2 separate regions of the Mus musculus genome follow, and region 1 is linked to region 2. Evidence: chromatin contacts called from ENCODE Hi-C or POLR2A ChIA-PET data. All regions are on one chromosome and are shown on one strand. The core of a region is the stretch at or near the end of the contact, and the rest is flanking DNA. Distances in the headings are between cores, read along the strand shown.

The links. A loop is a pair of places that touch in the nucleus more often than their neighbours do. ChIA-PET counts read pairs that join two places held with the same protein, here RNA polymerase II (POLR2A).
Region 1: POLR2A ChIA-PET joins it to region 2 with 24 read pairs in Patski. The contact joins the enhancer-like site here to the promoter of Plekhh3 in region 2. A Hi-C loop is called at or near these places in 1 of 37 maps with a recorded cell type or tissue (regulatory T cell). POLR2A ChIA-PET finds 5 or more read pairs at or near these places in 3 of 5 experiments (Patski and embryonic stem cell).

What each region holds. Positions count from the first base shown.
Region 1 is chr11:101,228,370-101,232,408 of GRCm38, forward strand. No RefSeq gene overlaps it. Among named protein-coding and RNA genes, the nearest start is that of Ezh1, 3.9 kb to the left of the region's middle. Within about 2 kb of position 2,040, at least 3 of the 3 ENCODE cell types and tissues checked have a DNase peak (open chromatin) inside an H3K27ac peak, as active enhancers do.
Region 2 is chr11:101,168,806-101,172,793 of GRCm38, forward strand. It overlaps Plekhh3 (pleckstrin homology domain containing, family H (with MyTH4 domain) member 3), which reads right to left and starts at 2,567. Exons shown (of 13, transcript NM_001346769.1): 1 at 1,920-2,567. The coding sequence starts at 2,081.

The DNA of each region.
Region 1 (4,039 bases), core at 790-3,289, 59 kb after region 2:
TGGTGACCTGGTGACCTAGGCTTAATCCCCACAATCTACACAAAAGTGAAAGGAGAAAAGCAACTCTACAAAGTTAATCCTGGGACCTCAAAAGTGGCCATGGCACTCCCACCCACCCACGCACACCCACTGCTGCTGCTGCTGCTAGTAGTAGTAATAATAATGATAATAATAAATTTAAGCCGGACGTGGTGGCACATTCCTTTAATCCCAACATTTGGGAGGCAGAGGCAGGTGTATTTCTGAGTTCGAGGCCAGCCTGGTCTACAAAGTGAGTTCCAGGACAGCCAGGGCTACACAGAGAAACCCTGTCTCAAAAAACCAAAAAAAAAAAATAATAATAATAATAATAATAATAATAATAATAAGTTTAAAAGCAAAAAAGCCATTTTATTGTTTTCCTCTTGTATCTATTTGTCCAATAACCAATTAACTTAAGTATTCCTTTATGCTGTTTTGGGTCTTTTTTCTTCTCTGTAACCTTGGCTGTCCTGGAGCTCACTCTGTAGACCAGACTAGCCTCAAATTCAGAGATCTGCCTTCCTCTTGCCTTCCAAGTACTGAGATTAAAGGTATGTGCCACCATTGCTCGGCATTCCCTTATAATGTTTAATCAATCTAAGGGACAGCCTGGGCTTTCGGCGTTGTAAAAACATTTGAAGTAATTATAGAATGTAGCCAAGTTTGAGACCCACTGCATTGCATTTATAATTAGTGAAGTGTTGCCAGAGACAGAATCTCTGAAGTGATAGAAATAAGATTGAGCCAAAGGTGCAAGAACACAGGCAGAGGTTTCCTGGATTTCAGTTCAGGAGCAGAAAGGTCTCAGCACTGACCAAAGAGATCAGACATTTTCCCCAACAAAGAGGAATAAGCTTCTATTGATTCACTGGGGTGGGCTAAAGGGCCAGCCTCACCTTGCCTGGAGAAGGTCAGGTGCTTGACCGGATACAACTGCGACAAAAACATGAGACTGAGGTCAAAGAAATCACACACCAAGCTTTTAACAGGGAGAATGCTGAGCTAGGGGCCCTAGCTTCTTTGCCTTCTATCCTCTTGTGGCAATACCTGACTTTCTCAAAATAATGTGTGTTATCTACAGAGAGGTTGAGAAGATCTGAATATCCGAGAGACATAGTGAGAGATTTGGGAACCACCAACAGGCTGATAACTGAAGCCAAGGGAGGGGACCCGGCCTTGGGAGGTGTGCCAAGTAACAGCGGGAGATGCAAAAAGAAAGACATTTGAGCTAGCAGAGGCAGCACGGCTACAGGGATGTTTCTGAAGTGGCAAGAAAGGGGGTTGAAACGATTCCTGGGGCTATGGAGGATGAGAGTTGGGGAGCTCACCAGAGTCCCACCTCGTCATTCATCCTAGCAGTCTTCCTCTTTCACCCCCAATCTTACCCCTCTGTTCCTCACAATAATTGGCATGGCACTAACCACAAGGTTAAGTAAGCCTCGTCAGTGAAGGTCTATCCTTGTCATTATCCTCCAGAAGAAGGTTTATGGGGCGAAATGTTGCTTGCCAGTGTGTTCCTTCTTCTTGGGCTGGGCTAGGTATCCTCCCGCACCCCAACCCCCCAGATCAGGCACTTTCTCAGCTGACAATGTTCTTCCAGATACCATCAGCCAGCCTTTGTTTGGCCAGCTCTTCTAAATCTCTCTCTCTCTTTTTTTTTTCTTTTGCAACCCTTTAGGTCTTTGTTGGGTGTGGGCTGGTTACAATGACATCTGCTGACCAGTGGTCAGCAGCTGGACCTTTGAAAAGCCAGCATCTCAGCCTCCTCTCTTGGCCCCACCCCCAGCCACCCTCTCCTCTCTGTCCCACTCCCAGGAAGCTGCAGAGAGAAAGGAATAGCTGTGCCTGCTTCTGGCTTCTCACTCTGCATCTTGCTCTTAAATTGGAGGCCTCTGGGGCCAGGAGAAACTGGACACAGTGTGCCGAGCACTCTAATAGGACTGGTTCTTTTTTTTTTTTTTTCTGAAAGTTCCCCTATTGCGGAAAAATAAAATTATGTGTTTAATTTCTGAAACCCAATGCCTCATTTGCCTTGGCAGCCATTCTGCCTGGCTTGGCTGAGAGTCTGGCAACACAAGTAGACTGATTAATACCAGCTCAACTTGCTCCCTGGAGGAAAGTGTTATTTACTTGACTATTTTCTTAAATCCTCTTTAATTGACTTGTATTTCAATATAATCATATTGGTTTTAACATGTTCTGTCTCTGACTACCGGCCCCAATGAGGCCCAGAAGAGCTCCCCACTCTGTACGCCTTCATTCCCTTCACAAAGCAAGATTTTGTTCAACCCAGTGATTAGAAATGGAAGATCACGTGCTCTACTCCTCCTGGGATGGGCAAATTCTAAGTGAACTTTCATCCCGTTAGTCCTGGATCCCTGGTAAAAAGGGAAAGAGATGAGGCTTCTCAGAAGGTCAACAGGGCTTTCCATATTCTCCTTTCCTCCCTTCCGATCTGAGATCCCTTCAGATAGCAACACCACCCCTATGTCCTGACCCTCCCTTGTGAAGCCCCCAGGGATATCAAATAGCAAGTGTTGGAGGGGGACACAGAGGGACTGTGGAAAGATTGGGCCCCAGATTTCCCCAACAGTGAAGTGTAAACACAGCTGTGGAGATGGGAGTGAGGCGTCCTCCCTCCCCCAGTTCCCACCCAGAAGCAGAGAAAGGCTGCCTGCAGCGAGCAACCAAACAGGAAAACAAAGCAAGGCGCAACCTAAACGCCCAGCAGGAAGGTCACCAGAAACTGGGGCTGCTGCCCAGGACGTGGTGTGACCAGTGGAAGAGTCAGACCCCTCCCTGAATGCTTAGGGGCCAATACAATTCCAAAGCCAGTGGAGGTCTGGACATGATGGAGCCTGGAACCGTGGCTTGATTCTGGAAGCCTCTCTGTTGCTGGACACTTTGTCCTCTGAGCTCGGAAAACTCACTTTCTGCCTTCGGTACTTAGCCTCTGGCCCCTAGTGGCTTAGGGATAGTAAGAATGCATTTGATTCAGCAAGCAAGAGCAAGCCCACAATAAACCCTTGTCCGGGGCAGTTAGAAACTTCAACGCTGAGCCTCCAAGCCAAAACATTAAACAGGACTTCCTCAGCCTTTGTTAATTACGAAATAAATAATTCCAGCAGGAGGAGCTTGCCTCTTCAGGAGATTGCTTGATGGGGAGGTTGTGTGGGTGGGTGAGGAAGGACGGGCACTGTGGTACTCTAAAAGCTCCAACCCCACTGCTAGGCTGATGCTATACCCATCTCCCTCTCCAAGTTCAGCTCAGTTACTGCAGGACCTTGATCTCTCGGGACACACCTTTGGCATACCCCACCCCCCACCCCCGGGCAGCAGCAGGGTAGTAGCTCTGGTCAGCTGGACAGTTAATGAGCTGTGCTTCCTTTCTGGCCATCGGGAGCCTCAACCGTAAAAGTGAAATTGCAGAGCTAGAGAAAACAGAAAGAACAGCGGCTGACAAACATTAAGCTCTCCTGCGCCCGCCCAGGCCTATGCGCAATACTTTCTTTACAGGGATCCTCTCACTTCACATCGAGTCAGGAATATTCTTCTCCTCCTTTTACAGTTGAACAATTGAGGGCTTACAAGATTCTAGAACTTTCCCTCAGGCTGTGCAGCCATCAACTATAGTGGCCAGGATTTGTATCTTCACTTGCTTCCTTAGCCCATGCTCTGAGATTCTCTGCTACCCCTCCCTCCTCTGAGGTCTTCTAACTCTGACATCATGATTCTGGATTCACTCCCTGGCTTGCTGCTCTTACCAGTGGCGCCAAAAACGGAATCTCTTAGGGGCTCCAGTCTGCTGGTCCAGAGGGAAATCGCTGAAAGTTAAGGGGGCTCCTCACTTCCTCTGTACTAAAGATGCCAATCAAAGCTAGACACTCCACAGACCCCCATATCAGCAGGGAACAGTCTCTGTGGAAGACAAACAAATCCTAGCCAGGCAGGAAAGGGGAGGTCCCTTGGCTGAGTGACTTCCCCTTTCTCTTTCCTGGTGTATCAGTTTATCAGGACA
Region 2 (3,988 bases), core at 1,317-3,816:
CGACCGTGACCGGGCAGGAAGGGCCTGAGCCACTCTGGGATTGTCCCTTCTACATACAAGTCTCTGTGGACCATTAGAAAATGCCCAGGAGCTACAAGCTCTAGACTTATATCCATTAACCCCTTGAAAATGCAACCGTGGGGGTGGGGGTGGGCTGGGAGTCAGGAAACCTGGGTTCCACTGATAGAGGCTGGACCACTTAGCACCTGCCATACCTTGCAAAAGTCCCCTCCCATCTCTGGGGCATAGTTTCTCCATTTTTCAAACTGGAGATGTGATGAAGTACCTTCTACCCATGGAAGCCTCTTCAATTTTTTTCCTTTACACCCTCCCCCGACTTCCTTGCTCAGAACCTCCAGGGAAGAAGAAGATGGGCTCTCAGGGAAAGAGCAGGACCCAAGACTGGGCAAGGGTGGTTTACAGGGTTGACTGAAGGGGAAGAGGGACTCTTTTATAGAAGATGTTCTCTAAGAGCTTTGTGTGTTACTCTGCAAATGTCCCGGAGGAAATGGACACACTACCCCCTTGCCGGGGCTCAGGAGGACAAGAGGCTGCTAAGCGCATACTCTTCAGACCAAGGGTGGTTTGGAATTTTGCCCTTCTCATACACAAACCCCTGCTTAGGAACTTCAATTGTAACCTGGGGTCTGAGGTTGGTCAAAATCAACCCGGAGCCAAGCTAGCTAGACAGGAACTGTGCCATGGTCCCATTGCGCCCAGGCTGCTAAAGCCAGGAGGAGGGTTGGGGGAGGAGGACCAGGGACACCTGTCCCTGAGCTCCTAGGAGGGGGTGGAGGTGGGGCACGAGGGAGGCCATGGCCTATCTGACAGGGATCCTATCCATGCGGGAAACTTGGGGACTCCCAGGTCCCACTCTTTCCCTGGGAGCCTACCCGTTTCTTTTCTGGAGGTTCTGAGTGGGGCTATCCACCCCTCTACCAGAGGGCAGGTACTGATCCCACCCCACCCCACCCCCCACAACTCCCCTAATCTCAGTCCCTTGCTTCCCTCCTCCTCCCCTCTATATTTATCTGCCCTCTGCCTCGCCAGGTGCTGGCGCCTGCACTGGCTGCGGTGCCGCCCGCCCCACCCAGGAATGGAGCCACCGGACTTGCTGGGGACCCCTGAGCGGGGTTGGGGGGAAATGGGAGCTGGACCCAGGCCACAGCACACAGAAGCCTGGTTGCCTCTGGTGGGTAAGGACGTGAGAGAGGTCTCCTCGAAAGATGGAGGTCTTACACACCAACTGTGCCTGAGTGTCTCTCTCCCAAAGGAGATTTGATTAAAAAAAATTTTCAGCCACCAAGTCACCCTCACCCATTCCCTCTGGTTTCCCAGGAACCTCACCAGAGAAGGCAGAGAGTTCTGTCTTAAGTGGCGGAATAATGAGAAGTCCTCAAAGGGCCATCGTCCCGAGCCTTTTCTTTGTGGGGTCCCTGATGCAGACCCCAATTCTAGGATGTCTTTTTGCCCTCGCCCAGGATACTGCGGTGGGAGCTCCCGCATCTGGCCCCAGTGCTCTTGAACTGAGAGCAGAGCGAACCCAGGCGTTCCAGCCGCCCAGCCGGCCTCGCCACATTCCTTGGCTCTGGCGGAGGCGGAAGGAGACGGGATGGGACGCGGGCCCGGCAGGGAAGGGAGAGGCAGGGCCAGGTTGGGCCACGCGTGACGCCTCCTCTGCCTCAGGGCCCCCAGCAGGTGGACAGCGCCTTGTGTGCAGCGCGAAGCCCACAGGCGCATCCCTAGTAGGGCTACTTGCCCCTGGAGCTCCCGGGGCTCTGGCCCTCAGACAAGAATCTCCCCCACATTTGCAGTTGGCCAAGAGGACTGCGTTTGGCCCAAGTATGGAGCAGGCTCAGGCGTGACGGCCGGTTGTAGTGAGAAAGATTGAACTCGGTTCTAAATCCCTGTAGACTTACCCTCCCGCCGCCCGCTGGACTCGGGGTCCTTAGCTCAAAGGTCTCGTCGTCCTCGTCTTCGTCCCCGTCCCCGCTAAGCTCGCCGTCCCCGTAGTCCCGGTGCAGAAGAGTGAAGCCTCGACGGCAGCAGAGAAGCCACCACAATCCCCCGGGGAGAGGCATCCGGGCGAGCAGCCTGGGAATGGGGGCGCAGGCAGTGTTGCCTGAGCAGCAGGGAATCTGAGAAACTGGAGGTACTCCGACCCGAACTGGGTAGAGAAGAGGTGTGACGAGAGGAAAGAAGGGGGCCGGAAGGAGGCAGTGTCCAGCGCTGAGGTGCAAAAGGACTATCACCAGAGCCCGCTGGGGGCTCGCTGTCTGGGCCCGGGCAGAGGAGGGGGGAGATAGCGTCCAGGGCCGGGGGAAGGGAGCCGGGAGCAATGTCCGGAGCTGGGAAGTAGTGTTCGTTGTAGTGTCCAGCTCTGTAGGAGCAGTGTCTGGTGCAGCAATCGTGGTGGGCGGTTGTCCAAGCTCCAAGGAGGGTGGTGTCCGGTAGGGCGTCCGGTGGCCGGGGCCCGGGCGGCGCGCGCTGCGCTCCCTGCAGCCCCGGGACTGGCGCGTTGGGGGCGCGGGCAGAGTTCCCAGACCCCGCCTCCCTCTCTGCCCCCCCTCCTTCCCTCCGCCTTCCCTGTTCTTTTTCTCCTCCCTTCTTCACAGGGTAGGGTCTACGTTGCGTCACAGCCTCCTCTGCCCAATCATTGTTCCTGGCGCCGGTCAGGGAGACCAATCCCAAGCTTGAAACCGCGGCGGGTTGCATCATGTGTCTCTGGCTGAGTGACAGTAGGGAGGGGCGGGGGGGGGGGGGACTGGGGAGGGAGCTTCTGAGGTCGGACACGGGGTGTCTGTGGCGTCACGTAGGACCGCCTTCGTGCTCTTGTTTTAACTCTTGGCTCACCAAGCAGCAAATTAAAAAACCCTTTTCGAAGGTCTGGAAAAGGAAGGGCATAAAGCTGGAAGGAAGCTAGGCTATTGACCTGTGATTACCTGTCACATCTTGGAATCCCTACAAAGAGCCTTACTACCTTCAAGGCATTCCACACCTGCGTGTGAGAGAGTTAGCTAGCTGCAAAGGCAGCTCCATCCTTGGAGTTAAAAGGGTCCAGATTTAGATCTTAGCCACCTCCACTTTTGAGATGAAAAAGCTGAGAAAGGAACTCCTGGAAGCCTCAGACAAAGATCTGAAATAAAAGTGAATTTACAGGGCATTGAACTGGAATGGGGAGAGTGGTTTGGCATGCTCGGGGATTCTGTGGTTTAAGAAAATCAATAGATCAGAGGCCTCTCAGGGCGACTATGCTGCATTTCTGAACAAGAAGGGGTTAACAAGGGCGCTAAAGAATACAGGGCGGGGTTCGCGCTACAGCTTAGACAGTGGGAGCGCGCACATACTCGAGCGCGTTGCTGACTCAGCGGCGATTCCCGCGGTTACGGGCGGAGGGTTCCAGGTCCGCTCCGGTGGGTAGTGTGCGCCTCTTGGAGGATCTGCGCAGTTTTCGAGCTTCTCCTCGTTTCTGACTCCAAGAGGCCAAATTTTTAAGTCTTTTACACCGCCAGAGGCTCTAGGACACACGACTAGCCGGGCTGGGCTAGGCTAGGCTGGACGAAGTGCAGACTTCAGGCCAACGCCTCCCTAGGGACGCCACGCCCTTTTTGCCCCTAGACTCCAGGCTGGAGCGGTGGTCTGACTTTGCTGACCGAATTCTAAACTGGGAAGAACTGTCTCATTGGAGCACAATCCTGGCAGTTGTGCAAAGCAAGGACCAGAAATCAATGCACCATCTCTAGAAGCCATCCTTATGGTACTTCCAGATTGAAGTGGTGTATGCTGAGATTTCTGAGGGCCAGACCACAACTATAACCTCCCTTCCTCTTCAAGATCCTAGACACTTGCCTGCTGGAGAGTTCTGTCTGATATCTAACCTCCCCTTTCCTGGCAAGCTATGCTCATTTCCTTTGGCTTGATCCCCGAGGGGAAATAATCAGAGTGGGCAAGCGCCCCACACTCTGAGCTCAGGCCCAGTAACACCTCT